Linked DNA regions of Homo sapiens: region 2 is linked to region 1. Evidence: chromatin loops called from intact Hi-C (ENCODE). Cell type or tissue: OCI-LY7. All regions are shown on one strand. Links, peaks and the distances in the headings refer to the core of each region. The heading gives the core; the rest is flanking DNA. Region 1 overlaps AP3B1 (adaptor related protein complex 3 subunit beta 1). Region 2 overlaps AP3B1 (adaptor related protein complex 3 subunit beta 1).

Evidence for each region. A loop is a pair of places that touch in the nucleus more often than their neighbours do. Peaks named below come from ENCODE experiments on the same cell type or tissue, not always from the same donor. Only the 100,000 strongest peaks of a DNase experiment are listed, where the experiment ranks them.
Region 2: it touches region 1 in a loop (3-fold over the local background); 3 of 110 quality-filtered maps call a loop at or near these places.

The regions. Positions count from the first base shown.
Region 1 is chr5:78,157,608-78,174,326 of GRCh38, forward strand. It overlaps AP3B1 (adaptor related protein complex 3 subunit beta 1), which reads right to left. Exons shown (of 27, transcript NM_003664.5): 12 at 8,003-8,065; 13 at 5,212-5,344. Among named protein-coding and RNA genes, the nearest start is that of AP3B1, 130 kb to the right of the region's middle. In OCI-LY7, for the core only: CTCF peaks have their summits at 4,847 (motif pointing left) and 5,052; a DNase peak (open chromatin) is centred at 4,864.
Region 2 is chr5:78,004,452-78,020,758 of GRCh38, forward strand. It overlaps AP3B1 (adaptor related protein complex 3 subunit beta 1), which reads right to left. Exons shown (of 27, transcript NM_003664.5): 25 at 16,241-16,307; 26 at 10,959-11,097. Among named protein-coding and RNA genes, the nearest start is that of TBCA, 240 kb to the left of the region's middle. RefSeq lists enhancers at 12,184-13,124, 13,125-14,064. In OCI-LY7, for the core only: CTCF peaks have their summits at 4,109 (motif pointing left) and 4,309; a DNase peak (open chromatin) is centred at 4,090.

The DNA.
Region 1 (16,719 bases), core at 371-8,370:
TGCCAAAGAAATAAATCAACATTGCCTTTACTTATTATTTTGATATTTTTATTAATAGGGCTTCATGGCTATTAGGAATTCCCCTGGCATACACTACAAAGGTTTATTTTAATATTATATTAGAAATACCATAATTTGTGTCCTATTACTCTTTTTTTTTGAGACAGAGTCTTGTTCTGTGGCCCAGGCTGGAGTACCATGGCGCAATCTCAGCTCACTGCAACTTCCACCTCCCAGATTCAAGCAGTTCTCCTGCCACAGCCTCCTGAGTAGCTGGGATTTACAGGCGCGCGCCACCACGCCTGGCTAATTTTTGTATTTTTAGTAGAGACGGGGTTTGACCATATTGGTCAGGCTGGTCTCAAACTCCTAACCTCATGATCCACCCGCCTTGGCCTCCCAAAGTGCTGGGATTACCGGTGTGAGCCACCATGCCCGGCCTACTCTTTTTCACTGAAATGTATTTTTTATAAAGCTCCGTTTAAGAATATAAACAAAATTCATCATTCTAATCATTAGTAAATATATGTATTTCAAACTGTTTACCTGCTTATCCATAAGAATAAGAAATTAACTAATATTGACTGGGCACAGTGGCTCAGCACTTTCGGAGGCCGAGGCAGGAGGATGGCTTGATCCCAGGAGTTTGAGACCAGCCTGGGCAACATGGAAAACCCCAGGTCTACAAAAAATCCAAAAATTAGCCAGGAGTTGTGGCACGTGCCTATAGTACCAGCTATTCAGGAGGCTGAAGCAGGAGAATCACCTGGGCCAAGGAAGGTTGAGGCTTCAGTGAGCCGTGATCACAACACTATACTCCAGCCTGGGTGACAGAGTGAGAAAAGAAAAAACAAAAAAAAACCTAGTATGATTTAACTAAAAGCTAACTAATATTAATGCTTCAGTTTACAAAACAACATCACATTTCATTTCCTTCTCACAATAATGTAAAGTAGGTACCTTATTATTATTATTTTAAAGATGAAGAAAGGGAGATGCACTGGAATTGTATAACTTTACCCAGAATTCAAACTCAGAACTAGGATGTACATTCTATCTATATACGTTCTATGTTACGATAGGCAGGTATTACTTCTTTTTTTTTTTTTGAGATGTTTTGCTCTTGTCGCTGAGGCTGGAGTGCAGTGGCGCAATCTCGGCTCACTGCAACCTCCACTTCCGGGGTTCAAGCGATTCTCCTGCCTCAGCCTCCCAAGCAGCTGGGATTACAGGTGCCCGCCACCACGCCCAGCTAATTTTTTGTATTTTTAGTAGAGATGGGGTTTCGCCATGTTGGGCAGGCTGGTCTTGAACTCCTGACCTCAGGTGATCCACCCGCCTTGGCCTCCCAAATGCTGGGACTACAGGCGTGAGCCACCGCGCCCACCCATAGGCAAGTATTACTTCTATAAAGACTACCTCTTGGTGCTATGAGGAAAGCAAAGGTAAATCAGAATGAGATTCTGCCCTCATCAAACTTACACTCTAGCAGAAAAATAAATGGTTATGTGATTACTATGCAAAGCAAAATTTGGTAAGTGTGGTTTTAAAGAATGCATAGTATAACAAATTTATATTTTTAAAATACATTATTGCAAAACTAGCCTAAGTAAGAGAAAAAAATGTTGCATAATTTAATTATCTACAAGCAGACGCAGGATTGGCTACAGTTGAAATATGCGTTTGGCATCATTTATCTTTAGGAACTACATTAGTTTCCTATTGTTGCTGTCACAGATTACTAAAAACATAGTGGCTTAAAACAATGCAAATTTATCATTGTACAGTTCTAAAGTCAGAAGTCTAACATAGGTCTTATGGGACTAACATCAAGCTCTCAACAGGGCTGCGTTCCCTCTGGAAGTTCTAGGGGAAATCTTTTCCTTCCCCCTCCCAACTTCTCAAGCATGCCCACATTCCTTGGTTCAAAGACCTCTTCCAACAATCACATCACCCTGACCTTCTGACATCTTCTGACTGACCTGCGTCTCTCTTTCCCTTATAAAGACCCACATGATAACATTAGGTCTAACCACATAATCTCCCCATCTATAGAAACTTGACTTAATCAATCTGCGAAGTCTCTTTTTCCACGTAAGGTAACATATTCACAGGTTCTGGGCATCTTTGGAACGCAATAATTCTGCCTACCACAAGTGCCTTCTCATTCCCCTCAGGTAATTCCACTCTACTTCTCCTTTATGGTACCTCTTGGTTTCCAAAGACCTCAGCACTTTGGTGCTACTCTATCAGAAGCACAAAATGATCCTATGTTCTAGATATTTCCTAACTTCCTCCTTGTCCTCAACAAATCTTAATGGACCTAACTTTAAAAAGTACAGTCTACTATCATACTCATTTTACAAATGAAGAATCTGGTGCACAGGTAGACTGGGTAATTTACTCAGGATAGCTGTAACATTCTACATAGGTGGTATAGTCCTACATGTAAGCAAATAGCTGGCAAGAGAGTAAGTGGTCACTATATGGGAAGACTATAATATATTTGTCTTATATTACTATCTCCCTCCAATGGACTATTAGCTCTATAAAGATAGGAACCTTTTATAAGTTAAATAAATATCCTATTAATATATTCAACATTTATTAAACATCTCAACTGATTTAAGTCTTCAATAAATGCTTACTGAATTGTTTAAAACTAAACAAAACAAAGTCTTCTGCCCCAATCCTTTTAGTTTAGAGTAGATGGCAATAAGGTTATTCAAAAAAGTAAATTTCGCTAATATGTTACCTAAAATAAATTACCTAAGTCAACTGAAATGTAGATTTCTCTTACTAAAGGTCTATAAGAAATTGGCTTATCAAATTAATCTTAGAGAGTAATAATAGGCTGTTTTAGGGCAAGCTTCAAGTCTGCTTAGAAAGGCTCTTAACAACACACACACAAAACTAGAGGTCCAAGAGAAATATATTAAACATATTTAAAAACAATTGAGCCTAAATGTCCCTGAGGTTTAAAGATTCATTATTTGAACAGATGATGAGGTATTCATTTCAATATAAAATCAAATAATTACAGATTCCTAGAGCCTTAAAAGATCTTAACAGATTTTAAAGAAACTGAGTCTTCATTCACAGTATTTATTCCTAAAAGTAGATCTTTTAATACAAAGAGGAAGGGGCTCTATTGTCAGGGTGGCTATGTTAAAGTTAAAAATACTATGACTTTCTTTTATGTTACTAATTTTGATATAAATATTCTCCTTATTTGTTTTACCTCTCACTTTTACTGAGCCAGACTTCCAAACTACAAAAAATAGTGTAGCATATGTGATACAGACATAATTAATCAGGTATTATGGGCTAATGATGATTATGCAAATATAATCTGACAATACAATTTAAGTTTGTTAATATTCACACTGCAGGAAAAAAAAAACCATGATTAAGAGTTGTATCAAAAAACAAAAGCCTAACCATTAAAATATCAAAATTTAAAGTAGTTAAACTAAATCCTTCTACTTTTAGAGAGGAAGTATGTATTAGTCTTTCATTTTCTAATTGTAAAACAATCTAGTCTTCCCTTAAAAGTGATGTAGGGGTAGAATATTTATCTTTTAAAGTCAATAAAAATATTTTTTGAGAAATTAAATCTGAAGCAGAAATAACTGCTTTAAAATCCAAAGCTTGAAATTTTCCATTAGAAAAAAAAAGTCAAAAAATAAAATTGAGAAAATTTGAATATATTTTGTATTTGAATGAACTAATCAGTGTTCTAACTAATTTCCGGTGCTTTCTGTATGTAACTAAAATGTAAAAGAACAATTGCCCTGGTAAGCCTTGGTTCATAATCTTTAATGGTACAAAGTTATTTTCCCAAGGTGTGTATTTTATTTGGTTGAATAGAAAGTCATTATTAAAGGCACAGGAAAATTTCTTTAAAACACATTTTTAATGTCACATTTTAAAATGTGACATAGAAACAGAGATAAAAGGATTAGTTATTATTAAAAGTAGAAAGAGATAGAATGGATGACGTTTATCATCCTATCTCCACTAGCTACTTTGTAGAGATAAAAAAAAATTTTAAACCTATCGTCTTGATAATTTTGGTTGGCATTTATTTGGAGTTTTAATACTACATGTAGAAAAATCTTCAGTCATAGTATCTTGAGTTTACAGGTACAAGTTTAAAATTTTATGCTCACAACAAAAATCAATGTTATCTGGGAATAAATTTTGTTCCAATTTTTTTCATCAGAAATACTCTCAACAATGTTACAGTTTTCTAAAGATATCTACATGTGGGAAAAAATAATTAGAGATTATAGGATTCTTGTACTAAAAAGTTATTTTTCAAATAAAATGTAATCAATTTTGTTGTTTTACCTCATGGGCTGCTATATCATATATGCCCATATCTAGACATGACATAGACATTAGTATATTTTAAATTCCACAAAATAATTTCAATGATTTTACAAAGAAAATTATGCTTTTCTTAAAAAAGTCTCATTTTAATACATAATTATAATAAAAGTTCTTTAAACAAAATTATTTTAAAGGTAAAGTTGGCTTTTCTTTCTTTCTCTAAATGGCTCCATTTATTTCAAAGCCTTACCCATAGAAATAACTGACGCTTTGCCACAGAACAATATGGGATCTAGCTTACATATTTTACTGGATATTACCTATCCAGTTTTACCGAACACTTAGATATTGTTTGGCTTAAAAACACAAAGCTGCTCCAAGTTTATGGCTTTTAAATCTAGTTAATTTTGAATATAATTAGGTGAATTTCTGAGGAAAAAGAATGTTGAAGGTATACAGTTAACATATTTTTTGATCTAGCCACTTCTCCATGTTATAGTCATTTGCCTGCTTTTAGCACCCTCTGCAGGTGAACCAATATTATGCATGACTTACATGCCATTAAAATGCAGTAAAAAGGTGGAAAAGATACAATCAAGGTGATTAAATTGTAAAGAAGTAAAACAAATTTTCTTAGATCTGTTGCGGTAAAACAAATACTACCTGCTAGTTAATGGCCTATTTTACTAAAAAAAAAAGAACCCAGAATATGCATATTTATGTGCATTCAAGGATAAAATGCTACTTATTGTGACCATACTACTGATATAACTGGAAAAGCTAAAATGCAAAGTTAGAAAAGGTTACAACTTGGAAATAATACCAAGAATATTCAAATTTAAATCACCTGAAAATAAAATGAAACTGTAAACTTACCATCCCTGTTGGACAGCAGACAGACCAAGCCATTGAGGCACGTGTCAGTGACTTCCAAGATGTTGGTTGCACATCTGCCTATAGTCTGAATAGTGGCTGCTGCAAATTGTTTATCCTGGCTTTTCACATAGGTCTAAAAGATATTATTTCAATTAGTTTACACACTGGTATTATTGAGTTAACCAAAACTCCGATTATATTAAACTTTGTCAATATATAAGAATTCCAGAATACATAAACTTCTCATAAGCACAATATGAGGACCAAGTGATGATGTAGATTAATTTCATTTTGTTTTGATTTTTTTACTTAAAGAATGTGCCTATGGACGAAGCACATTTTCAAGCCAGGCTCATTCACCTGTGGCCATAGTGGCTTGAGACTCCAAAACAGATAGTAGGAGCAGTCACCCAAAGACAGCAATTAGTTTAAGTGCAAGGTTGAAAGAGATGATGAGAGCTCTCTCTTTGGAGGTTTCAGTTCATTTACCAGCAGCATCTGTGAATCTATGAAAAAAAGGGTCACTTTTTCAGAGACACTAAATCTAAAAACTGGGAGAAAAGGAAGAAAGGGACCAGTAGGCTATTTACAAACATTTTAATTTCAAAATCTATCACAATGGTTGTAAAAGAATAATAGTTACGGTGAACAGTATTTCAATAAATACTTCAAATACTCAGTTTATAATAAAATAAAATACCATACTTTTGAAATAGATTTTCTTTAAAAGTATGCTTTAAAAATATACTGTAAAGGGTATATGTGTGTGTGTGTATATATATATATGTGTGTGTGTGTATATATAGTATATATATAGTATACATATATATATATACACACACACACATATATATATACACACACACAAATTTAAAAATAAAGAAATAAATCACTGATTTAACAACAGGAAGTTAAAATATCTTTATAAATTTTATAATGGCCCTAGAGAATTTCACTTTGCTTAGAACCTTCCTAATTTTTAAATGAGGAAAGCTTCTATTGTTTACAGAAATATACACACTTTGTATCATATACATGAAATTTGAAAGGTCATTTACAATCGAAATTTTTAAGAAAGATTCCCAACCTCAAATAAGAAGTATACAATGTAGACTTAACACTATGAAAAATGCAATACATTTAAGTGGTGTCTAAATGACAAATGGAGGAGAAAACCTAAAGATGTCTAAAAAAATACAAATTTGCTAAAAATGGTACCAACCAGGTGATTAAACATTGAACAAATAAATTAAATTAATTAAACTCTCCTAGTTCCATGAAGGCAAGACCAATTATATTTAAAAGTGTTCCCAAATAAATTATTTAATTTCCTTAAAGAAAAATATGAACTTATGAGTCTTTAGAAACATTCCCTATTTTACCCAAAAAGTTACTAAAAGCGTAACTATGAGCATAACACAAACATAGACAGAAGGTACAAATTTAGACAGTGATAAAAATGAATACATGAAAAAAATACTTAAAAGTTTGACTGAAAAATGGACCTTATTAAACATCCTGATATTAAATGAAAAGACTAGATGACCAATATTTTGAAACAGGTCTAGTATGTGCCCTCTATACAACCCATTCCATAACATTACCTAAGTCTCCTTTCCTACAATCCCAGGAGACTTGATATAAGCAAAAACTGGACAGTGAGAGGACACCCAAAGAGACTAGATAGGACAACAGGAAAGGAACAAGAAAAAACACAAAGACCAATACTTTAAATAAATAAAATTATAGGAATGAAGTGAAAATCAGATTCAAGCAATGATCTGCAGCTATAAGATTACTGAATAATAACATAAAATAGTATATTTTCTAGAACATCTTAATTTTTTAAGAAATTTGTCTAGAAAGATACACAACATAAAAGTGGAGTAATCCAGGTATGAAAATATAAATTATGGACATGCCATATTATTCTACTATTCCTGTAAAAAGTTTAAAAATCACATAGCTAAAAAGAAATCGTGTATACAGTGTCTTATAACCAAGAAGAAATTTAATATTGGCATATAGGAGAACTATGGCAAAAAATACATCTCTAAAAGTTGGAAGCTGATAAAAGAAAAACTCTGTGATTAGTGCATAGTATGTGGTATATTTTTGTTAAGAAAACAGATAGTGGAATATAAAAGTCATAATACTGATGTAAAGTTTTCTATTGCTGTGCTCTACAACTAAGGCTTCAGAGATGACCTTTCCATCATAAAGGGTATCATGTCCATGAAGTAATTTTTGAATAATATTTTGGGGGGAAATGCAGCTAGGAAGAGTCTCATAAGGCATAAAAATACAACTAAACAAATCAAAATAAAAAACAGCAATTTAAAAAATCGTAGTGGGGCAATTATGAAACAAATTTTTTTGAGCTATATATGAGGCTAAGGGGGCAGTGTCAAAAATAGTCATAGGTCAATAAAATGGGAACAACCAGGTAAGAAATGAAACCGTTTTCATGACCACAGAATATAGAAAGGACTATTGATGCTGGCAGCACAAAAAGATGAAATTCTTACCAGAAATACAATTTCAAACAAAGACAGAGTTATAAACCAAAGTCCTTCAAAGTCTATGAAAATATGAAAGAGAATACTATGTTTTCCTTAAATTATAAATTGTAATTAGTTTATTCTTGCAAATTTATGAATTTCTTAGTTGTCAGTCTTGTCCCAATCACTATTTTATGTACATAATTACATATTTCTAGATAGAAAAAGATGCATATTTAAGACTGAACATATGTTTTAGAAGTTTTTTATAATTAGCACTGTACACAAACCTGAAATTCTCGAAGAAGAGTTGATATGTTGGCTTCATTTGCCAAGTTTGTCAAAATTTCAAGCTATAGTAGAGAAAAGAGAAAGTAAACATTTTAAAACAAAGGTAGCAAGATGAATTTAATAGAGTACAGACATTTAATTGAAAGTTTATTTCTACTTTTAAAAATCACATTGTCAGCCGGGCACAGTGGCTCATGCCTGTAATCCCAGCACTTTGGGAAGCCGAGGCGGGCGGATCACCTGAGGCTGGGAGTGCAAGACCAGCCTGACCAACATGGAGAAACCCTGTCTCTACTAAAAATACAAAATTAGCCGGGCATGGTGGTGCATGGTGGTGCATGCCTGTAATTCCAGCTACTTGGGAGGCTGAGGCAGGAGAATTGCTGGAACCCAGGAGGCAGAGGTTGCAGTGAGCAGGAGAATTGCTGGAACCCAGGAGGCAGAGGTTGCAGTGAGCCGAGATCGCGCCATTGCACTCCAGCCTGGGAAACAAGACTGAAACTCTGTCACACACACACACACACACACACACACACACACACACACACACACACACACACACAAATCATATTGTCGCCAATGTGGTAAGGCATTATACCCTTCAGGTCAACTTAGTCTACCTTCTTATGTCCACAAACAGATATTAGACAATTACTAGTTCTTTGAAAACAATTCGGAAAAGGAGAATTCTACATCTTCACTAATTGTCTGCCCAATACAAACTTATAATTTATATCTAATTAACCTAAACAATTCTGCTAGTTTGGCTTTTTGTCTTTTAGTAAAGTTAGAAAACAATTTGCCCTCCATGTTAATACATCTGCTTTCCAGATACCAATTAATTCTTTTGATTTGTTCTCCTATAGTCTACCATCCCAAATACTCAGACATTTTAATTCTCTCTTCTGGATTTATAGATATAAACAATGTGTAATCTCCAATGGGCTTGTGAAAAAAAATTTTTACTAATAAAAAATATTTAGTCTTAAGAAAATCACAAAAAAATAGAAGAGACAAACAGAAGCAAATCAAGATGTGAACATAAATACATTCATATCAATAAACTACATTAAATAAAGCCAAATACTTAGAGCCAACTGATCTTTGACAAGGCAAACAGAAACACAAAATAGGGAAAGGATACCCTATTCAACAAATGGTGCCAGGATAATTGGCAAGCCACATGTAGTAGAATGAAACTGGATCCTCATCTCTCATCTTACACAAAATTCAACTCAAGATGGATCAAAGACTTAAATCTAAGACCTGAAACCATAAAGATTCTAGAAGATAACATCGGAAAAACCCTTCTAGACGCTGGCTTAGGCAAAGACTTCATGACCCAAACCCAATAACAAATGCAACAAAAACAAAGATAAATAGATGGGACTTAATTAAACTAGAAAGCTTCTGCACAGCATAAGAAATAATCAGCAGAGTTAACAGACAACCCACAGAGTGGGAGAAAATCTTCACAGTCTATACATCTGACAAAGGACTAATATCCAGAATCTACAAAGAACACAAACAAATCAGCAAGAAAAAAACAATCCCACCAAAAAGTGGGCAAAGGATATGAATAGACAATTCTCAAAGATACACAAACGGCCAAGAAGCACATGGAAAAATGCTCAACATCACTACTTATTAGGGAAATGCAAATCAAAACCACAGTGTGAAACCACCTCACTCCACCAAGAATGGTCATAATCAAAAAATCAAAAAATAATAGATGTTAGCATGGATGTGGTGAAAGGGAACACTTTTACACTGTTGGTGGGAACGTAAACTAGTACAACCACTAAAGAAAACAGTGTGGAGATTCCTTAAAAAAGTAAAAGTAGAACTACTGTTTGATCCAGCAATCCCACCAGTAGGTATCTACCCAGAGGAAAAGAAGACATTATACAAAAAAGATACTTGCACACACGTTTATAGCAGCACAATTTGCAATGGCAAAAATATGGAACCAGCCCAAATGCCCATCAATCAACATGTGGATAAAGAACATGTTATATATATACACACACACACACACACACACACACATACACACCATGGAATACTGCTCAGCTATAAAAAAGGAACAAAATAATGGCATTCACAGAAACTAGATAGAATTGGAGACTATTATTCTAAGTGAAGTAACTCAGGAATGGAAAACCAAACATCGTATGTTCTCACTCATAAGTGGGAGCTAAGCTATGAGGATGCACAGACATAAGAATAATACACTGGACTTTGGGGGCTCAGGGGAAAGGGTGGGGGGTGGTGAGGAATAAAAGACTACACATTGGGTACAGTGTACACTGCTTGGGTGACGGGTGCACCGAAATCTCAGAAATCACCACTAAAGAACTTATGCATGTAACCAAACACCACCTGTTCACCAAAAACCTACTGAAAAAAAAAAAAAAACAAAAAAAATAAAACAGCAAATGATCTAAACGCTCCAATTAGAAGGCAAAGACTGTAGGAGGAGTTCTTTACATATTCTGAGTACAAATCATTTATTCAGACACATGTATTAGAAATATTTTTCCCAGATAATCTTTTAATTTTTAATTTTATTTTGATAACTATATTTTAACTTTTAGACAACTTTTTTCTTTTTTCTTTTTTTTTTTTTTTGAGACAAGGTCTTACTCTGTCACCGAGGGTGGAGTGCAGTGGTATGATCATGGCTCACTGCAGCCTCAACCTCTGGGGCTCAAACAATCCTCCCACCTCAGCCTCCCAAGTAGCTGGGACTACAGGTGCATACCACCAAGCTCAGCTTATTTTAAATTTTTTTGTAGGGACGGAGTCTCGTTGTGTTGCTCAGGCTGGTCTCAAACTCCTAGGCTCAAGCGATCCTCCTGCCTCAGCCTCCCAAAGTCCTAGGATTATAGGCATGAACCACTGCATCCAGCTGGACAACTTCTAAAAAACAATCTCAAACATAGGAAAAAGCTACACGTATAGTACAAAGAACTGTTGCTGTTGTTTTTCTGAACGATTTGAGACGATAGATGCCAATCTGATGCTACATTATCCCCAAAAACTTCTATGTATATTTCCTATAAACAAGGACATGTTCCACAGACTACAGTACAACGAAGAAAATCAGGTCATTAAACTGATGCATTACTTTCACACAATTGTCACTATGCACGTAAGTTTCAATAACTGTCTCAATGATGTATAATAAAAGGATCCAGTTCAATATCACATACTGTATTAAGTTGTCTCCTTTGGTCTGAAACAGTTTCTTAGTCTTTCTTTTAACTTATATGACCTTGACATTTTCGCTAATTATAAACCAGGTTTTTTTGATAAAATATCCTTGAATTTGGGTATAATTTAGATTTTATTATTAAACTCAGTTTTCATATGAATAATACATCATTCTAATATTGAACAGTCTTGAATAGTCCATAGTCCATCCTTTCCTCATTGGTTTGTAATATCTCCTCTACTATATGGTACATTTTTGCGTGTATGGGCACATTTCTAGGCTTTCTACTCTTTCCACTTACTTTTCTGTCTAAATATCACACTATTTTAATCACTATAGATTTATATTCCTAACTGCACTCTATGCCATACTTATTACTTCCTGAAAACAATGCTCTTTCATAATCCCTTGTGTTAGCATGAATTATGTTTTTCACCTACTCTAACCCTTCGACCTCCCAATCAACCTGCCAACCAAGAAAAAAATTCACAATATTATTCTTTTAAGATCCACCCAAACATCATCTTTTCTAAACCTCTCATAGAATTAGCTCCACCTTTCTGTTCTTCACAACACTCAATTCAAATATCTGTATTACTTAAAACACACAGTACTAAAATAAGTTAGTTAGAGACAGGGTCTCAGGCTGGAGTGCAGTGGCATGATCAATGGCTCACTGCAGCCTCAACTTTCTGGGATCAAGCAATCTGCCCACCTCAGCCTCCCAAGTAGCTAAGATTACAGACATCGGCCACCACGCCTGGCTAATTTTGATTTTTTTAAAGAGACAGAGTCTCACTATGTTGCCGAAGCTGGTGTCGAACTCCTGGCCTCAAGCAATCCTCCCACCTTAGCCTCCCAAAGTGCTAGCAATACAGGCATGAGCCACTGTGCCAAGCCCTGAAGTTTATTTATTTATTTATTTATTTATTTATTTATATTATTATACATTAAGTTTTAGGGTATATGTGCACAACGTGCAGGTTTGATACATAGGTATACATGTGCCATGTTGGTTTGCTGCACCCAACAACTCGTCATTTACTTTAGATATTTCTCCTCATGTTATCCCTCCCACAGCCCACAAACCCCTGACAGGCCCCGGTGTGTGATGTTCCCGGCCCTGTGTCCAAGTGTTCTCATTGTTCACTTCCCACCTATGAGTGAAAACATGCAATATTTGGTTTTCTGTCCTTGTGACAGTTTGCTGAGAATGACGGTTGCCAGCTTCATCCATGTCCCTGCAAAAGACATGAACTCATCCTTTCTAATGGCTGCATAGTATTCCATGGTGTATATGTGCCACATTTTCTTAATTCAGTCTATCATTGATGGACATCTGGGTTGCTTCCAAGTCTTTGCTATTGTGAATAGTGCCGCAATAAACATACGTGTGCATGTGTCTTTATAGTAGCATGATTTATAATCCTTTGGGTATATACTCAGTAATGGGATCACTGGGTCAAATGATATTTTTAGTTCTAGATTCTTGAGGAATCACCACACTGTCTTCCACAATGGTTGAACTAGTTTACAGTCCCACCAACAGTGTAAAAGTGTTTCTATTTCTCCACATCCTCTCCAGCATCTGTTGTTTCCTGACTTTTTAATGATCGCCATACTAACTGGTGTGAGATGGTATTTCATTGTGGTTTTGATTTGCATTTCTCTGATGACCAATGAGGATGAGCATTTTTTCATGTGTCTGTTGACTGCACAGATGTCTTCTTTTGAGAAGTGTCTGTTCATATACTTTGCCCATTTTCTGATGGGGTTGCTCTTTTCTTGTTTTTTCTGGATATTAGCCCTTTGTCAGATGGGTAGATTGCAAAATTTTTCTCCCATTCTGTAGGTGGCCTGTTCACTCTGAAGGAAGTTTCTTTTGCCATGCAGAAGCTCTTTAGTTTAATTAGATCCCATTTGTCTATTTTGGCTTTTGTTACCATTGCTTTTGGTGTTTTAGTCATGAAGTCCTTGCCCATGCCTATGTCCTCAATGGTATTCTCTAGATTTTCTTCTAGGGTTTTTATGGTTTTAGCTCTAACATTTAAGTCTTTAATCCATCTTGAATTAATTTTTTGTATAAAGTGTAAGGAAGGGATCCAGTTTCAGCTTTTTATATATGGCTAGCCAGTTTTCCCAGCACCATTTATTAAATAGGGAATCCTTTCCCTATTGCTTGCTTTTATCAGGTTTGTCAAAGATCAGATAGTTGTAGATATGTGGTGTTATTTCTGAGACTTCTGTTCTGTTCCATTGGTCTATATATCTGTTTTGGTACCAGTACCATGCTGTTTTGGTTACTGTAGCCTCGTAGTATAGTTTGAAGTCAGGCAGCGTGATGCCTCCAGCTTTGTTCTTTTTGCTTAGGATTGTCTTGGCAATGTGAGCTTTTTTTTGGTTCCATATGAACTTTAAAGTAGTTTTTTCCAATTCTGTGAAGGAAGTCATTGGTAGCTTGATGGGGAGGGCATTGAATATATAAATTACCTTGGGCAGTATGGCCATTACCACTATACTAATTCTTCCTATCCATGAGCGTGAAATGTTCTTCCACTTGTTTGTGTCCTTTTTTTATTTCACTGAGCAGTGGTTTGTAGTTCTCCTTGAAGAGGTCCTTTACATCCCTTGTAAGTTGGATTCCTAGGTATTTTATTCTCTTCATAGCAATTGTGAATGGGAGTTCACTCATTAATTTGGCTTTCTGTTTGTCTGTTCTTGGTCTATAGGAATGCTTCTGATTTTTGCACATTGAGTTTTTATCCTGAGACACTTTGCTGAAGTTGTTTATCAACTTAAGGAGATTTTGGGCTGAGACGATGGGGTTTTCTAAATGTACAATCATGTCATCTGCAAACAGGGACAATTTGACTTCCTCTTTTCCTAATTGAATACCCGTTATTTCTTTCTCTTGCCTGATTGCCCTGGCCAGAACTGCCAACACCACGTTGAGTAGGAGTGGTGAGAGAGGGCATAATTGTCTTGTGCCAGTTTTCAAAGGGAATGTTTCCAGTTTTTGCCCATTCAGTATGATATTGGCAGTGGGTTTGTCATAAATAGCTCTTATTATTTTGAGATACATTCCATCAATACCTAGTTTATTGCGTGTTTTTAGCATGAAGGGCTGTTGAATTTTGCCAAAGGCCTTTTCTGCATCTATTGAGATAATCATGTGGTTTTTGTCGTTGGTTCTGTTTATGTGATAGATTACATTTATTGATTTGCATATGTTGAACCAGCCTTGCATCCCAGGGAAGAATCCATCTTGACTGTGGTGGATAAGCTGTTTGATGTGCTGCTGAATTCGGTTTGCCATTATTTTATTGAGGATTTTCGCATCTATGTTCATCAAGGATACTGGTCTAAAATCCTCTTTTTTTGTGTGTGTCTCTGCCAGGCTTTAGTATCAGGATGATGCTGGCCTCATAAAATGAGTTAGGGAGGATTCTCTCTTTTTCTATTGATTGGAATAGTTTCAGAAGGAATGGCACCAGCTCCTCTTTGTACCTCTGGTAGAATTCGGCAGTGAATCCGTCTGGTCCTGGACTTTATTGGTTGGTAGGCTATTATTATCTCAATTTCAGAGCCTGTTATTGGTCTCTTCAGAGATTCAACTTCTTCCTCGTTTAGTCTTGGGAGTGTGTACGTGTCCAGGAATTTATCCATTTCTTCTAGATTTTCTAGTTGATTTGCATAGAGGTATTTATAGTATTCTCTGATGGTAGTTTATATTTCTGTGGGATTGGTGGTGATATCTCCTTTATCATTTTTTAATGCATCTATTTGATTCTTCTCTCTTTTCTCCATTAGTCTTGCTAGCAGTCTATCAATTCTGTTGATCTTTTCAAAAAACCAGCTCCTGGATTCATTGATTTTTCGAAGGGTTTTTCGTTATTGGGTATTTCGTTTTTGAAGGGTATTTCGTTATTATTGAAGGGTATTTCGTTATCTTAATTATTTCTTGCCTTCTGCTAGCTGTTGAATGTGTTTGCTCTCATTTCTCTAGTTCTTTTAACTGTGATGTTAGGGTGTCGATTTTAGATCTTTACTGCTTTCTCTTGTGAGCATTTAGTGCTATAAATTTCCCTCTACACACTGCTTTAAATGTGTCCCAGAGATTCTGGTATGTTGTGTCTTTGTTCTCATTGGTTTCAAAGAACAGCTTTATTTCTGCCTTCATTTCGTTATTTACCCAGTAGTCATTCAGGAACAGGTTGTTCAGTTTCCACGCAGTTGTGCAGTTTTGAGTGAGTTTCTTAGCCTGAGTTCTAAATTTGATTGCACTGTGCTGTGAGAGTTTGTTGTGATTTCTGTTCTTTTACATTTGCTGAGGAGTGCTTTACTTCCAACTATGTGGTCAATTTTAGAATAAGTGTGATGTGGTCCTGAGAAGAATGTATATTCTGTTGATTTGGGATGGAGGGTTCTGTAGATGTCTATTAGGTCTGCTTGGTGCAGAGCTGAGTTCAAGGCCTGGATATCCTTGTTAACCTTCTGTCTCGTTGATTTGTCTAATATTGACAGTGGGGTGTTAAAGTCTCCCATTATTTTTGTGTGGGAGTCTAAGTCTCTTTGTAGGTCTCTAAGGGCTTGCTTTATGAATCTGGGTGCTCCTGGATTGGGTGCATATATATTTAGGATAGTTAGCTCTTCTTGTTGAATTGATCCCTTTACCATTATGTAATGGCCTTCTGATCTTTGTTGGTTTGAAGTCTATTTTATCAGAGACTAGGATTGCAACTCCTGCTTTTTTTTTGCTTTGCATTTGTTTGGTACATCTTCCTCCATCCCTTTATTTTGAGCCTATGTGTGTCCCTGCAGGTGAGATGTGTCTTGGGGTTGCTCTTCTCGAGGAGTATCTTTGGGGTGTTCTCTGTATTTCTTGAATTTGAATGTTGGCCTGCCTTGGTAGGTTGGGGAAGTTCTCCTGGATGATATCCTGCAGAGTGTTTTCCAACTTGGTTCCATTCTCCCCGTCACTTTCAGGTACACCAATCAAATGCAGATTTGGTCTTTTCCCACAGTCTGTTATTTCTTGGAGGCTTTGTTCATTTCTTTTAAGTCTTTTTTCTATAACCTCGTCTTCTCACTTTTTTCATTAATTTGATCTTCAATCATGGATACACTTTCTTCCACTTGATCGAATCGGCTATTGAAGCTTGTGCATGTGTCACAAAGCTCTCGTGCCACAGTTTTCAGTTCCAACAGGTCATTTAAGGTGTTCTCTACACTGTTTATTCTAGTTAGCCATTTGTCTAACCTTTTTTCAAGGTTTTTACCTTCCTTGAGATGGGTTTGAACATGCTCCTTTCGCTCGGAGAAGTTTGTTACTACCGACCTTCTGAAGCCTACTTCCGTCAACTCATCAAAGTCATTCTCCATCCAGCGTTGTTCTGTTGCTGGTGAGGAGCTGCAATCCTTTGTAGGAGAAGAGGTCCTCTGGTCTTTAGAATTTTCAGCTTTTCTGCTCTGGTTTCTCCCTATCTTTGTGGTTTTATA
Region 2 (16,307 bases), core at 36-8,035, 150 kb before region 1:
TCTCTTTAAATGAAAAGTAATTTCTTTTTTGGGTTTTTTAAAAAATAACATCAAGATCTCATAACACATTAATTTTTTTAAAACCAAACAAGCCATTTTTGGACAAATAAAATCATGAACTAGGTTGTCCAACAATAATTAGAATAATGTATCCAAACCAAAACAGATATGCTAATTTTACTAAATTTCAAATATTATAAACACTTTGAAGTTGTGTTTTAAAATGTTAGCTAATGGGCTATCAACAAAATATGTTAGAAAATCTTCCTAGGCATTTGCTTGTGCACTCTACAAGCATGCTGAAAACTTGCAAGGAATCTGACAGAGCAGTATTCCTACTGAGAGAAGCAATTGTAAGTAACCAGTTTAGGAATATAAATCATACCAATGTTTTTAAAGAGGTTTTTATAAACCTCTTAACACACACATCCATCTGCTTTTCAGACGTACACATGAGAGATTATGAACTAGGTACCTCAATTTCATCTTTGAGAAACATAAAGATCACCAGCCCTAAAATGATCTCTCTTTTCTAAGGCTCCTCACAGGTTTATGCATTTCTTTTGTCTAAATTTTTCAGGCTCTTCTGCTTCATAGGAGAATGCTGTTTCTATATTCCTGTAAAACCACGTCACCAAAGGATATGAGGTGGCTCTATTTTCCCATTCATTTATGCAACTTTTCCCACAGATTCGGTCATCACGTGTGTAATTCACTCAACAAATATTTCAACAGAGGTCCCTATTTCTGACAGGGTTATAATTATGTAAACAATAGTCTTATTAGTCCCTTTATTTACTTAACACTTGTGCCTTGGGACCATAGAGAAGGAGATTATGCCTGAATAGGAACACAAAAGCACTGTTGTTTGAATTTCAGGGTGGCACAGCCCCAAGGCACATTTTGTCTCTTTTCTATTAAAAAACTTAGAGTTAATGTTACAATTAATATAAAGTTGGCAGAGACAAATGTCAATTTTGGTGTCAGTATGTTGACAGAAATTAGAATTAGTATCTTGGACATATTTTTGAAATCCTATTGCCACAAAAGTCTCAGTACTATAAAGAATAGGGGTATGAAAGAAAAGAGGCATCTGCTTACGCTGCAATGGAAACACACTAAGCAAATCATCCTAGCAACATAATCTGCTAGCTGGTGTAAAAGCTACTGCCTTTATTAACTAGGTCTCTATGTTCTAGTGGACACAAATGGTGGAAGCAATGTTTTAAAGCGGAAGACTAGAAGATCAGATGTTCTGACATTCTCATTTCACAGTTCAGAAAGGATATATTTAATTGGAACACAGCATGATCAAAATTGGTTTGTTTTGGCCCTCGGAAGGCAAAAACCACTACCCCAGATTTATTCATCATTTAACTCCTGCACAGGCTATGCTTCAACATACATGCAAAAAATAGTTATGGAAAGAGTACTAATTCATAAGTAATAAATAGCTAGCTTTGGGATGTCAGAAACATTGATTATAAAGTCAGCGTGGGTCAGATATTTACATACTAAACTTAATGGCTGACATCAGAACCTCTGTGCTTGGCCTTGAACTAAGATCACACTGTGACAAAATTTTTTCAAAAGGCATGAGAAATTTTTGATCACTATAATGATGATAGCAGCTATCATTTGTTAAGCACTTACTGTGTTCTGGCAGTGGGTTCTAAGTGCTTCACTGGAATTATTTCATTTAATCCTATGAGGCAGGTCACTTTATAGATGAGGCAAGCGAGGCCCAGAGAAGTTGAAGAACTTCCTCAGGGCCACACACCAAATTTCTGGTTGAGCAGAAATCTGAACCCAAGCATTCTGATTCCAGGTCACACAAATTATCTTCATATATACAAAAATGCACCCATAATAATTTGTTTTTATCAGTCAACAGATAAAGTTTTTCCCATTTACCTAATATACACATAATCTATTATTGTTCCAAAAACATTAAGAAGGAAGAGTCCTCTCTTCAAAAATTGTTTACTTGATTTTGTAGTAATGCGTAATTCAAAGCGTGCGGACTTGATTCCTCATATATTTTACATTTCTGCCTTTAAAGATTTAAAACATTTTAAATATCCCCTACTCTCCTCTCCCTAAAGAGACACCAGCAATGAAAAATACAAAGCCTTTTTGAATGGAGCTGTAACACAGGGAGGGACTACGGGGAGACCAATCAACCTCGAAAAGCAGTAACACCACAAATGAGAACAAATAAGTGCGATGACAGTTAAAGATGTATTGCCTGTGTATGACGGGCTCCATGTTATTAAAAGGACACCATCTAGATATTTTTCATTTCATTCTATCACCAACCACTTGCTGTTTGTAATCACCAACTGAGAAGGTAAAACTGTTTGGCTATATCTGTATTTCATCTTATTAAATGTCTTTGTCTATTATCTCCAGCAATTGACATTTAATCTTTGAAGCCTATAGGAATTCTTAAGATTTACGAAAAAGACAGAATAAGCTGGTTGTCAAAGCTAAATAAAAAAAAGTTTCATTCTTCTTAAAAAGTTATTTTGTCTTAACTATAGTCATAATTATAAAAACAGACCAAATAGCAACAACAAATTTGAAAAAAATCTAATATCTATAATACACAGATTTATTCTCCATGCACTTAAACTATACTTTTTAAGATTTGTAACAAACTGGCTATAAATCATACATGTTCTTTGTTAGAAGGAAAAGAAATCCTATAATTCAATTGTTCTAACAATTAACATTAACGGTACAGCATGAATTTAAAAGTATTTATCTGAGAGGCTGCGTCAGTCTCCAGGGTAGTCACAAACATAACATTTTTTACACAGAATCAGATTTGCTATACTTAATGCAACAGCTCTAAGACATGCTTTTTCTTCTCTTGGATAGTCTTCCTGGTTTCTGATTTTTCTATTCTGAGTTCAATTTTCTTGTGCTTTCTGTTCTACTGGTTACCAGAAGCTGTGACAATGACCCACTCAGGCTAAAACTTTTTTTTTTTTGTACTCTGTACATGAAGCCTTCAATTACTGCCTGCTGAAGCAGACAGAATCCTATTAGTAAGAAAGACGATCACAAGATGCAGTGCCCTGCCCTAGCTGTATAAAAATAATTAGTCCAAAGTTGACAAATGTGTAATGAAGTCGCACGATCATTATATGTAAGAAATACTGGTTGGAATAAGCCTCCTAAACATCAATACCAAAGTATAGTGATTTGGAGCGCTATCTGCCAAAGGATTTAAAATTATAAATCTTTATTACCTTGAGTTATTATAGTAGAACATTTTAAACAGGCAGAGAATTTGTAAGTTGTAAAAAATTCTATTTTGTTGACTATAAAATTGCATTTTAAAGTTAAACCATTACACTATTGAATTAATAGTGAAGGACAAAAAAAGCATTTACACGTGATTTAGTTTTAGAGAATTTACACAAAGCAATGTATTTTTCCCAGTTATTTAAAAAATCACCTAACAATATTGTAGTATTTTCCTCTAACGTTCAAATGAGAAAAGTTAAAATAAAAAATAAACAACCACCATAATTTAGGACTCTCTAGTTCCTACTCTAATCTTCAGAGATGGTATAAAAAAATTATTCCCCACACTATCAGGCCAATGATGCATTCTCTTTCTTTATATAGGAAAGCTAAAAAATCTAAGTGCCCTTGCTTAAAGAAGACATAAAACATCCCAGTTATTTCAGAGCATTTCTGGTTTGTCTGGTGGGGGTGGGGTGAGATGGGGTTAACAAGGGAAAACTAATAGTAAAACAAATACATTCTTACCCCATTCTCTTTGATTCCTTACAAAATTGTCAAACCAGAAGGAAAAGCATCAAGAATACCTTTCTTTCATTTTTACGTGAAACAGTTACAGATTCCCATTAGTAAAATTGTTGCATTAGAGGACATTAAATGGTGAACTTAAATAAAACTTAAATAGAGAATGTTTTAAAGTAAAAATCAGCTGTGCAGTTTGGTTACTTCTGAAATATCCAAATATGCTTTCTGTGTGAAAATTAACTGAGGTCCGCATTTGTTTGTCAATGAACTGATGCTCAGGGCCTGCAGAGTTCAAAGCAGTCAGATAAAAATGCAGTGCTGTCCTCTAGTGGACAGCCACCAACCTGAGAAAGAACTGTTTTGATTACTAAAGAGGTTCTACAAATCTTCAGTCCTGTTTGAGACTCAAAATTTGTCATATTGTAGAAAAGACCTGAGCCTGATAGTTTTATACTTAAAACTATTTATACAAAATTTTGTTTCTGTTTATACAATGAAGAAGGTTGACAGTAGTATCAGGGCTTATACAATTAGGGCAACAAGATGTCCAATGTTATTTGAAAAGCAAAAATTCTTTGGAGAATTACAAATTCTCCAAAATTACCCAGAATTCAAATCCCATATAGTTACCAACAGAGAAGAAAACAACTAACAAACAAAAACAGTAACTCAAAAGTTAATCAAACTAAGAATAGAGAAAGGGAAATATTAGAGACCCCATCAAGAAGTGTCTTTGCCATTTGTGTTTGCAACCCTAGCACCAGCAAAATCTGTCACAAAGGTCTCCAAAAAAATACTAAGTGAAGGAGCTACACATTATAGATCTTTTTAGGATACCAAAAATAATGTGTACCAGTATTTCCCCTATTAACAACCTTCAAACAGGTATGCAATAACAGTGATTAACTGGGTGAGTTTAAGGCCTAGATATGGAACAAGTTGGCCAGGCACAGTGGCGCATGCTTGTAATCCCAACACTTTGGGAAACCAAAGTGGGAGGACTGCTTGAGCCCAGGAGTTCAAGACCAGCCTGGGCAACATAGGGACACCCTGTCTCTACAAAAAAAAAAAAAAAAAAATTAGCTGGGCATGGTGGCATGCACTTGTAGTCCTAGCTACTCAGGAGGCTGAGACAAGACGATTGCCTGGGCCCAGTTCAAGGTTGCAGTGAGCTACAACTGTGCCACTGCACTCTAGCCTGGGCAACAGAGTGAGACCCTGTCTTAAAAGAAAAAAAAAAAGAAATGAAACAAGTTGTTCTTTACCTGTACTTGAATTAAATAATAAGACTTTTATTTTAAACCTGAAATAAACTGTCTTTATGTGTGTTGATAAATTAAAAAGTTGACTACTTGGTTGCCAATGGATACACTGTTTCACTCACAGCACCAGACTTTCCTAATAGTTAAGGACCTAGTGACAACAGTAAACCAACATTTATTCGACTAGGATTGTAATTATCCACAAGTTGCATATGGTAAAAGCTTGCAAATTTAAAAAGTGACAGGATAAACAAAATCCAAATTACTAATTAAGATATACGGGGGGGTGGGGGAGGGGGAGAGGGGAAGGAATATCAGTAGTGAATACAAGTTAATAATGAAAGTTGCTCCAGAATCTTACTGAATAAGCTAAGAACTAAAATAGAATCATGGCAGAGACAGGATGTTCTGTCTTCAATCAAATATCACCTTTTCTCCTCAGAGGGTTAATTTGCGGTTCATGAAAAGGCAAAATGAGTAGGTAAGTGTGACAACTTTTTCAACAATATTATTGTATACAAATGTCAGGATTTCTGACTATGGGTGAAAATGTGAGATGGCTGAGACTGCTGAAAGACATACACAGTTATGGTCTAAGACTGTTTTATAGACACTGCTCTAATGTACTCCCGTAATGGACAATACACTGTCTTGCTGGAGCACTCTGGGATATGTGTAAGAAAAATTAAACCAAACATCTCATCTACTGGCATCCCTTACTGACTAATCAGTAAAAAATAAAACATATAAACATAGGAAAAAATATTTTGAAATGTGTCATGTGGCATTACAGCTTGATAATTCCAGGCAGCCTCAAACTGTGGACTTCGGAACATTTGCCTTCCAACCACTTGGAGTGCTGCCTAAAATAGAGATTCCTGGGCTCTTTCTCAGATTTACTGAAGCTGAGTTTTTGGGGTGGGTTCCAGAAATCTGAGTTTTACACAAACTCACACATGATTTTTTTGTACAGAAAAACCTTAGCGATTTCGGAGCTACATGTTTTTTGTTTTCTGCTTTTTGGCCACTGCACTTACTCATAAGTGCTGTTATCAGAGGACATGCAATGTAACAAAAGCAAGGCACCTCAGTTTCCACGACATTGAACACAAACCTCCTTCCTAAACCCTTCCTGGATATTTCACAGAGAATCACATGAAAGTTTTCCTGGCCCTGAATGAAACTGGGATCCCCACAGCTAACGCCTCTAATCTCCTACCTTCGAACACATGAGGTCTTGCCCTTTCACCTTTGCAGTCCATTCATATACTGGTTTAATGCTGTCCATTTTGCCCTTGGGATACACTTTATTTATGTATTAGTTTACTAGTATTGTCTTAAGTAATATGCATTAAGACCTTCACAATGTATATCTCATTAAAATAAATTTGAATATCTTACACAGGAAGTGAAGATATTCAGCTACATATTTAATAAATGCTTTTTGATGATGATGGAACTTCTCATTTTTGTAATACTCCTTATCATGCGTTAACTGTAATTTGGAAAACAGCAGATTGACGCAATGACCATAATTCTGTATCTCTCTTTTTTTTTTTTTTTTTTTTGAGATGGAGTCTCCCTCTGTTGCCCAGGATGGAGTGCAGTGGACCATCTTGGCTCACTGCAACCTCTCCCTCCTGGGTTCAAGCAATTCTCCTGTCTCAGCCTCCCAAGTAGCTGGGATTACAGGCGCCTGCCACCAAGCCTGGCTACTTTTTTTTGTATATTTAGTAGAGACGGGGTTTCACCATGTTGGCCAGGCTGGTCTTGAACTCCTGACCTCAAGTGATCTGCCTGCCTTGGCCTCCCAAAGTGCTGGGATTACGGGCATGAGCCACCATGCCCGGCCACTCTGTATATCTCAATAAGATGATTTTGTTCTCCAAGAGCAGGTTTTTCAAGTAAGTACGACAGAAATGAAGATAAAGTTGAGTCTCTCAATAGTATACTGTTTGGCTCTGATCCTATCACTCATTTAGAAAATTACAACTAAAAATCATATAATCTAACAGTAGAGCTGCTTTCTCAATTGATCTTTAAAAGTGTTAACGAAATAAAAAATGTCTCTGGTTTTTGAAGTGTATTTCATAAAACCTGTGCGCCTTTAATTGGCTTTTCTTAATGAGGGCCATTTTCTGTTGCTGTGTTAGGAATCATTTTCTATTAAGTGTTCAATTAAAATCTGTACTTTATACCATTACATACTACTCCACATTAATAAAGGTTCACTTTTCCTTAGATAATTCTTACACTAAGTATTTCTTTACCTGGCATTTAATGTAAAAATGTATAAAATTTGAAGAGTAGTAGAAATAAAGTATTCCAAAATTAGGCAATGGAAACTCTATTCATTAAAGGGTTAGAACGAATACACTAATTCTTATTAAAAGTCCTCTCAGAAAGAAAAGATCCTGAAAAATTAAATAGAACATAAGCCAGCCAAGAGTAACTTATCATATTGAAAATTTTAATCTCTTAAAATACTAGTAGTAAAAATGCTTTTCATACTTGGTGTTTTTAAAAATAATCCCAAACTGATTACCATTAATAAATATTAGAGTGGCTTTGGTCCTACTCTTTATAAACTCAAAAACGTAACTATCACAAAAGAATAAGGGAATCATTCAAAATCTCATAGGGATTTCAATTTTATCATTAGCAATTAAATAATATATAAACTTAGATATAGAAATGTATTAATTCCATGGAGTAGGGTAATATAATATGGAACACTATAGTTAAAAACATTTATTTCAATAAAGTGGTAAACAGTTAATTTATATTATTATAATGTAAACACTAATTCCTATTTCATTTTAAATGAAATTAAGAAAAGCAAAAAAAAAGTACAAAAGTACGTTTTATTAACAATTGTTTATTTTTGTTTTAATTGCTATTAGCAAAAAGAATGAGAAAAAGTGTTACATACACAGGATAATAATTTATGTCAATATCTGTATAAAAAATAAAAATAACTTTAGGTGTTTGTTACCTGGAAGCTTTCTAAAATTTAGAACATTATTACAGTCATACTTTAGCTATAAAAGCAAATATGAAATATTTTTCAATTCAGTATGATGGGACTTGAGAAGCAAGTTAAGACAGCACAGGCTATTCTTAAGTATCTACAGGTATTTTATTGACTTTTGACCCTGTAGTAACTTGGGCCCTCCCCCAGGTTACAGAGCCAAACACCAGGCCACTGATGATACGGCTAGAACAGAAAAGCCTCAAGACACTGTGGATGAGTATGAGGACCACGAACATTAAGTTTTGGGTTCAATCTCTGCACTCCAAAGTCAAATATAAATGGTTCTTAGTTGTGTGTCTCCTCTGTATTAGCATGGACAATTGAGAATTGATTGTAATTTTAATTTAAATCATTTGAGCAGGTATTACAGGTATTACATTCCAAACCAGCAAGACAAGTTACTGGCAAACTATCTTTAATAAGAATTATACAACTGTGCTAAGGGTCCCTCTAAGTCTATCTCCCAATAGGAAGATAGCTTTCATTTTATGTGGCTTTGTAACTTCACTTTTCTTCTTTCTTTTCTCTTTTTTTGAGACAGGGTCTCACTCTGTCACCCAGGCTGGAGTGCAATGGTGTGATCACAGCTCACTACAGCCTTGACCTCCATGGGCTCAGGCGATCCTCCTACCTCAGCTTCCCAAGTAACTGGGACTACAGGCATGTGCCACCATGCCGGATTTAATTTTATATTTTTTGTAGAGACAGGGTCTCCCTATGTTGCCCAGTCTGGTCTTGAACTCCTGGGCTCAAGAGATCTACCCACTTTAGCCTCCCAAAGTACTGGGATGACAGATGTAAGCCACCTTGCCCAGCCTTGACATTTTTTCTTCTAAGAAACAAAAATCTAGACAGCTGCCATTGCTTTCAGAAAAGTTAACAAAAAAAAGAAACCCAAAACAACCTATACACAAAACAAAACTAAACTAGATGTTCCAGCATAAACAGTGGCTACTCTATATTAAAACAAGACTGCAGTATTGCTGGATACTAGGTGTTTCAGGTAAAATTTCATACTGAAGAAGTTATACTTGATAATACAGCATTTTGGTGTTTTAGTAAATTCAATAATTCCAAGGACCCATAAATAAAACAAAACAGTTTCTGTTAGAGAAAATTACCTAGGAAAGTGAAAAGAAGTATTTAAAGCAGAATAAAATTAAAACAGGAAAACTCAAAATATTTATTTTCACTGAAAAGGCTTTTGTTACTCTTTTCCCTATTGAACAACATTAACTGATAAATAAGTTGTATTTTTGTGGTGGTCTGTATCATGACCTTACATCCATTTTCTTATTTTATCACCATCCTATGTGAGATAGATAGAGCTTGTCAAAAACTAAGAAATGAAAGACACCGGGCGCGGTGGCTCATGCCTGTAATCCCAGCACTTTGGGAGGCCGAGACGGGTGGATCATGAGGTCAGGAGATCGAGACCATCCTGGCTAACACAGTGAAACCCCGTCTCTACTAAAAATACAAAAAATTAGCCGGGCGTGGTGCCGGGTGCCTGTAGTCCCAGCCACTCGGGAGGCTGAGGCAGGAGAATGGCGTGAACCCGGGAGGCGGAGCTTGCAGTGAGCCGAGATCGCGCCACTGCGCTCCAGCCTGGGTGACAGAGTAAGACTGTCTCAACAACAACAAAAAAGAAATGAAAGCATGAGACCTCTTGAGCAACTTAAAAAAAAAAAAAACAGTACAAGGTAAATCTATTTTTCAACTAGTACATGCAGTTTTTATTCCGCCGTGATTAGTACAGTGAAGTTAGGCAACTACGGATACAGTAATGGCAGGTCAGCTCTTCTGAAGTCAAATCTAATGTTCTTTCATAGCTATCACAGAATTTCATTTCAATCCTACCTCACTTTTTCTTCCTGCCACCCATTTCCAAACACATAAGGAATGTAAAGCACATAAGAAGTTATAACTTCCCCAAGATTACCAAGCCCATTAGTGGCAGAGTTAGATCTAAAACCCAAATCACCTGTAGCATTTTTCATATGGGGCCTCTCTTGCTCCTGTGTTAACTTAAAAAAATGTTTTTTAAGGTCTGCAGGCCTTCCCTTTGATGCTAAATTTGTTTTCTATGATTGATAATTATATAAGAAAGGGCACACTAAATATACAGTGTGTAGATATTTTTAATGGCAGAAGTATGCCTGCCATGAGATGGTTTGCAACGAATTCCCTTAAGCTCACAGAGGACTGTGCAATCACCAAATGGATAAGAGATAATTATTTTTATCTTTACATTCATTTAAAGCCACTGGAATTCATAAAAATACAAGAGGGCAAACATTAATCACATTTTCTGCTGCCTTTCAGGACAAATAACTTGGATCTCATATTTCAGATGCTTGGTGATAGAAAATATTACTGGTCTAAGAAACAGAAGCTGTATTTACCCCCATGTTGGTCATCTAGCAGCTCTTTATTTACTGGAAGCAGTCTCAGGGGATGGCTATCAAAAGGAAATCTGTATGTAGTACCCAAACGTCCTCCCTTTCAATTAAAAAAGTCCAACTATACTGCTTTATAGAATAGTTCTTCCTGGACATCTACTGAATCTGGTGAAATAAGATAAACTCTCAACCACCTCAAAAAGGGTAACTTTATAAATTACCAAGCTATTATAAAATGTGAATATGCTCTGTATATCTTTCAGGAAAGACCATGCCAGTATGATAAGGATGCTCTGAGATGGGAAAGACAGCCTTAATGCAAAGCAATCAACAACTATACCATCAGAAAAAAAAGGGAGTGTGTGTATATATATATATGTTTAGGGGTTATTATTTCCAAAGAAAACAATGAATTTAAAATTATATATTTATACATATTCAAGTCATCTTCACCTCCACATCGTGTGTTAGTGAACCTACCTGTGTATATTATCCTGGCCAGAAGGGACTGCACCTACATTGGCTACATTTACAACCTTCTGAAAGATCACAGAGGGAGTGAAATTCTGTGGTGCAGCAATGATTACAGCAGAAGTTTCATTCATTCCTGTTAGCACTCCTGTAAAAGCAAAAGAAGGCTCCCTTTTATTAATTTCTTTTTGAAAATTACATTTACAGAATTTTAAGCTCATGGCCAAAATTTTAACTTTTTTTCAACAAAAGAAACACTACTTTAGGATGTAATTTACAAGATAATTATAAAACTAAAACAAAATGCAATTGTTTCGAAGTTTTTTAAAATCCTCATTGTATAGGAAAATGTGTAAAAATTCAGTAAAAAATCACTTAAATCTAATTTTAAGTATGATAGGATAAAAACTTAGAATCACACATATGAAATATCAATTTCAGTCTCTTTAAAGTATACTCAATCTGGGGTTTATGTAAACTAGTAAGCTTTTACTTCTTAATAATATATAAATGTATTTGTTACTATTGCTATTTTTTTCTATTCATTCAAAGATCTCTCATTGCCAAATGCTGCTTGAGAACACATCAAAGTAATTCCAGGATAACTAGCAGCAATACCTGGTAAATGGCCTCAGTATGACAGATCGAAGTTATCTCAACAGTGACTGGAAGTCACTGAAAATGCACAAGTATTTAGGCTATACTTAGAGCTAAAAGTACTTGTCTAGTGAATGGAAAGTGTTTTGCTGACAAAAACACTAATTGAAACTCCTGAAGCAAAAACTTTGAAAATGAAAGAAAAAATGAGAATGAAAACTCTTAAATCCCAGGGACATTTCAAATAATATTTAGGAGAGAAATTAAGTTAAGCAAAAGCATGAAAAAAACCATACAGAGTTAATGCAAGACATGCCATTAATATCCAGACCTCCTGTAAAAATGTTCAGTGAACAAATTCAACAACATACCAAACACTTGGAACAAATACTGAAATTTAGTGCCCGGGTTAAAAAACAAATTAATTACAACAAATGCCATCTATTTGGATCGGTGATATAAGTCATAGACATCTAATGGTTATCTATTAGAACCAATAACTCTTTGAGATATTTGATATGTGCACAGTAGTTTACAAAATTGATGAAAATAGTAAAAATCTGATTTCATGTTTTCAAAAGACTCTGCACCGTCTGGCATATATATTTAATTTAGTTATTTATTGCAAATGAAAACTAAAATTTAAAAGAATCCCTACGATTAACAGTATGAAAACACTAAAGCCTAACATTGTGAAAAGACTTTTGCCGTCAGTTAGAAAATAGAACTATCTAGCTTCTAACAACAAGCATTTTTCACTAACCACTTTCAAACTCTGGGAACACTATGTTCTGTCTTAGACCGTTTAACTTCAATATTAGGCAAAAGCTTTAAAAACTATACAAACAGTCAAACACTGCTTTTAAGTAAAGCACAGTGGCTGACATAACACTGCTGAGAGATGTGTGTACTCATTTAGGATTTAAACCTTCTCCATTAAGCTCTATTGAAGAGCAACTGCTGAATAAATGAATGCAACTATGTTTATGTTAAAAGCCTGTTTCCCGCAGCATGTAATTAAAGGAAATGTTGTACAAAGCCAGTACTTTTGTCAAGCTCCTGTAAATGGAAAGATGGATAGCACTCAGAGAAGTGAATGCATTGCTTCATATTTAACCTTAACACTCTTGTCATTAATGGTTTGTCTAACTTGTTCTATAAAAGACAAGGTACTGCTCCATTGAAGTAAAATTAAAAAAATCAACTAAACCATGCTTTTCAGAACAGAAGATTCATTATCGTCAGCTAATGTATTGGCATAAAGCAAAGTAACATCCTATCAAGGCACACATTCAATCTGCCTTCCCACCCCCCTTTATTTTTAACTCATGCTGTTTTATTGTTATAGGCAATTTGTACCACTCAGCATGACAGTGTAAACTGAATCAAGATTAATTTACATGCAAAAGAACACTTAGGAGAGCAGCATGGTAAGCAAATGTATTGTCTCGATTGCTGAGGTGGAAAAAGAACCTGGAAAGAAAAAAAGGTGCTCTAATTAAGGGGCATCAAATATGATTGCTTATGGTAGTTAAGGGCCAGAAAATAGTAAATGTCTGACCATTTAAAGAATTAGCATCTTGCTAGCTAGGAACTCATAAGATAGATGCATAAATCATAATAAAATTAAGTAAACATTTTAGGTTTCTTAAACCAGAGATTTTTCTAAATGAAACTATATCAGGTATTCTCAAATTAACAGGAAAGAAAAATAGGCAAAGGTTTCATTAAAAGTTCCTCCTAAAAAATAATACTTTAAAACACTGTAGAGCCTGTTCATATATAATAAAGGTAAAATCACTGGGAAAATATTTAAAAACTGTAGGCTAAATAATTTGTGGCTTTATTAGAATCTATCTAAATTTTGGTGAAGGCAGTAGATAGCACTTACTTTAGGCTAATCAGCTGTAATTAACTACTAAAAGGCAAACCAAATAACATAAAAAAATTCAGAAAAATTTCTAAGTTTTAGATTTGTAATTTAATTCACAAGAAGAAAATGAATAAAAATTCAAAAAAAATTCTAAGTTTTACATTTGCAATTTAATTCACAAGAAGAAAATGAATAAGAGGAGTTATCTCGGAACACGTACTCTTGAAATTAAAACTGCGTGAAGAAACCAAATTAAATATTTTTAAGTAAAAAATAGATCCCATGTTATTTTCTTATTGAAAGCATCTCACAGCTAGATCATTAACTAATTCTGCAATGCTTGAAACTCATAGCAATGAATAAATCATGCTTCTGATGGAGGCTTATATACATAACCGTCAATACGTAGAATAATCTAATCTTTCATTTACCACTTTGACTACCAATCTTATTATATATATATAAAAAAGTTTAGCCATGAAACCCTAAACACAACTGAGAAAAAGTGATAGATCATGTTGCATATTAGAAATAAAACTTTTGTTTTAAAAAATATTAATCTAAAATGTAATACTCTGTTAGAACCACTTTTATTTAATACTGTACACTTTTCAGTTACGTATATCTTTAGAATGAAAATAGAACCATATTCCCCATGTTCCTTATTTATAATTTTTTCAGTTAAATTTAATTAACACATTTAACATACTTCTTGAGTTTTAAAATGTGTCATATGAAATAAGATATTAATTATGTAAATCCACTTTATTCAAGGTAGAAAAATCGGTTAAAGCTGGTGTAACACACACACACACACACACACACACACACCCCTTAAATTTACTTGCATTTTACCTTCCAGAATTTTGCATTGATAAAATCTGAGGAAACGGATTTTTATTCTGATTTAGGCTTTTCCGTTAGTGAGAGATTTCTAGGTATCTTTTGTGGAAATAAGCTAAGCTCTTACTAGAGTAGTATAACAAATACATGTGTAAAGTTGAGGATTGAGACCTCTATTACCAAACCTGCTGAAATCTATAACTAAAAAGATGCTATTGAAAAGACTCTTTAAACCTGTGCTAAATTTGCCAGCATCAAGTTCCACATCAAAGAATGAATTCAGGAAGACAGAAAGAATGATACAGAAATGCCAAGAGACTTGCAAGGATTTACAAATACTTCATATAAACAAATTTTCAAATAGCTTTATTCAGAGTAGCCTTTCTGCTCTATTAAACATAGCAAACAGCTGCCAGATTTATTCAGACAAATAATCAACAACCATAGAAGTAAAATGGCAGAAGAAAAAGGAATTTTGGCAACAACTCCACAGAGGACCACAGCTATTCTCCAAGTGCACCTCTCTCATGCACTTAAGGTTCTGTATGGCTAGTCAGCGAAAAATCCCTCAGTCACAGCAGAGCACAAAAAATTTGATCGAAATATTAAGTATTCTAACCAAAAGCTGAGGGAGTGAAAGGGTATATAATAATCTGCTGCTTCAGATATACTTTAGCTGCACTTTTCAAAAAAAGAATATCCCCTTAACAATAAATGTGCCAAAGCCTTATTCAGTCACCGTGTGCCACTCACCTTGGTTTGCTGAGCAGATGTAAAGCAGAGAGGCAGGCTTTAGCCAGCAAAGGGTAAGAATAGCAAATATAAGAATCAATTCAATTTGTCAATAGAAAAATAAAATCACAAAGATAATTTTCCTCTATAGCAATAATCAACTTTCCAAGAAATGCAAATCCAAAGAAAGATTTCATCGTTCTTTTTTATTGCTTAAATAATGCCCAGCAAAAATATTACTATTAATTTATGGACTTGTATGAGATTTTCTTTTTGACATTGTGAATTGCAAAGGCTTAGAGTAAAAACAGTATCTTCAGCACAATAGCAGAGTGCCAGGAAGCGTGCCCCTCTTCTTAGGTGTAGGTATTTGTGTGTGCCTAGTACGTTCTGGAAGTTTGATGGGTATGATTTACTACCTCAAAATGAAGGGATCTTTGATAACACCCTCCACAGGAAAAAATGGCTTAGATTCACATAAAGTTGTAAAAACTGCTGACTATAGCATTTAAATATGCCTTAATTTTATAAATGTTATCGTTAATTAAACACATAAAATCAGACAGTTATCTCCCCTTATTCACATACGAAAAAAAACCACCTCGTTTTTATTAGAAGGTATGTTTGACTCTGGGCCAACTACAGATATTAATACTTGCATTTTGCTGAAAATATTTTCTTTTTAAGTACTTATTTTAAAAATGTTTCAGTTCTAATAGGTTCTGACAACACAGCATTTCTTTAATATAGAATTAGGTCAAAAGAAACTAGAAGTATTTTAATGCCATAATTAGGAGTTTATTTTGAAGGATAAGGTAGTTTAATGTGTGCAGGGACAAATACATTAGTAAGACATAAAAAAACAGTTCTATAGTGAAAAAATACAGAAACATAACAATTATAGTGGTAGGACATCGGTAAAGTCCCCAATTCCTGGCACTTTGAATAATACAAAACCCATTAGTATATCATCAGGTTGACAAGCAACAACTCTCAGCATTGAAAAGGTGATTAAGAATTAATGTATCATTTAAAGACATATTAATCAATTTTCAAGTATGCCAGGAATATAGACAAACATCTGTTTTTAAGGTTGTAAGTGCAAAGCATTAACAAAAATTGGAAGATTGTGCACTAATATCTGTTAATGGCTATGTACCTATGAAAATTTATTTTAGAGACTGTACAGGAATAAGCACATATTATTTGGTATGTAAATTTCTAGTAAGTTGTAGACATCTCTCACCTTGCTCTTTCTTAAAATCTTTCTCTGACATGGCCACAGGTAAAAGCAGTTCTCCAACAGGTGGCTG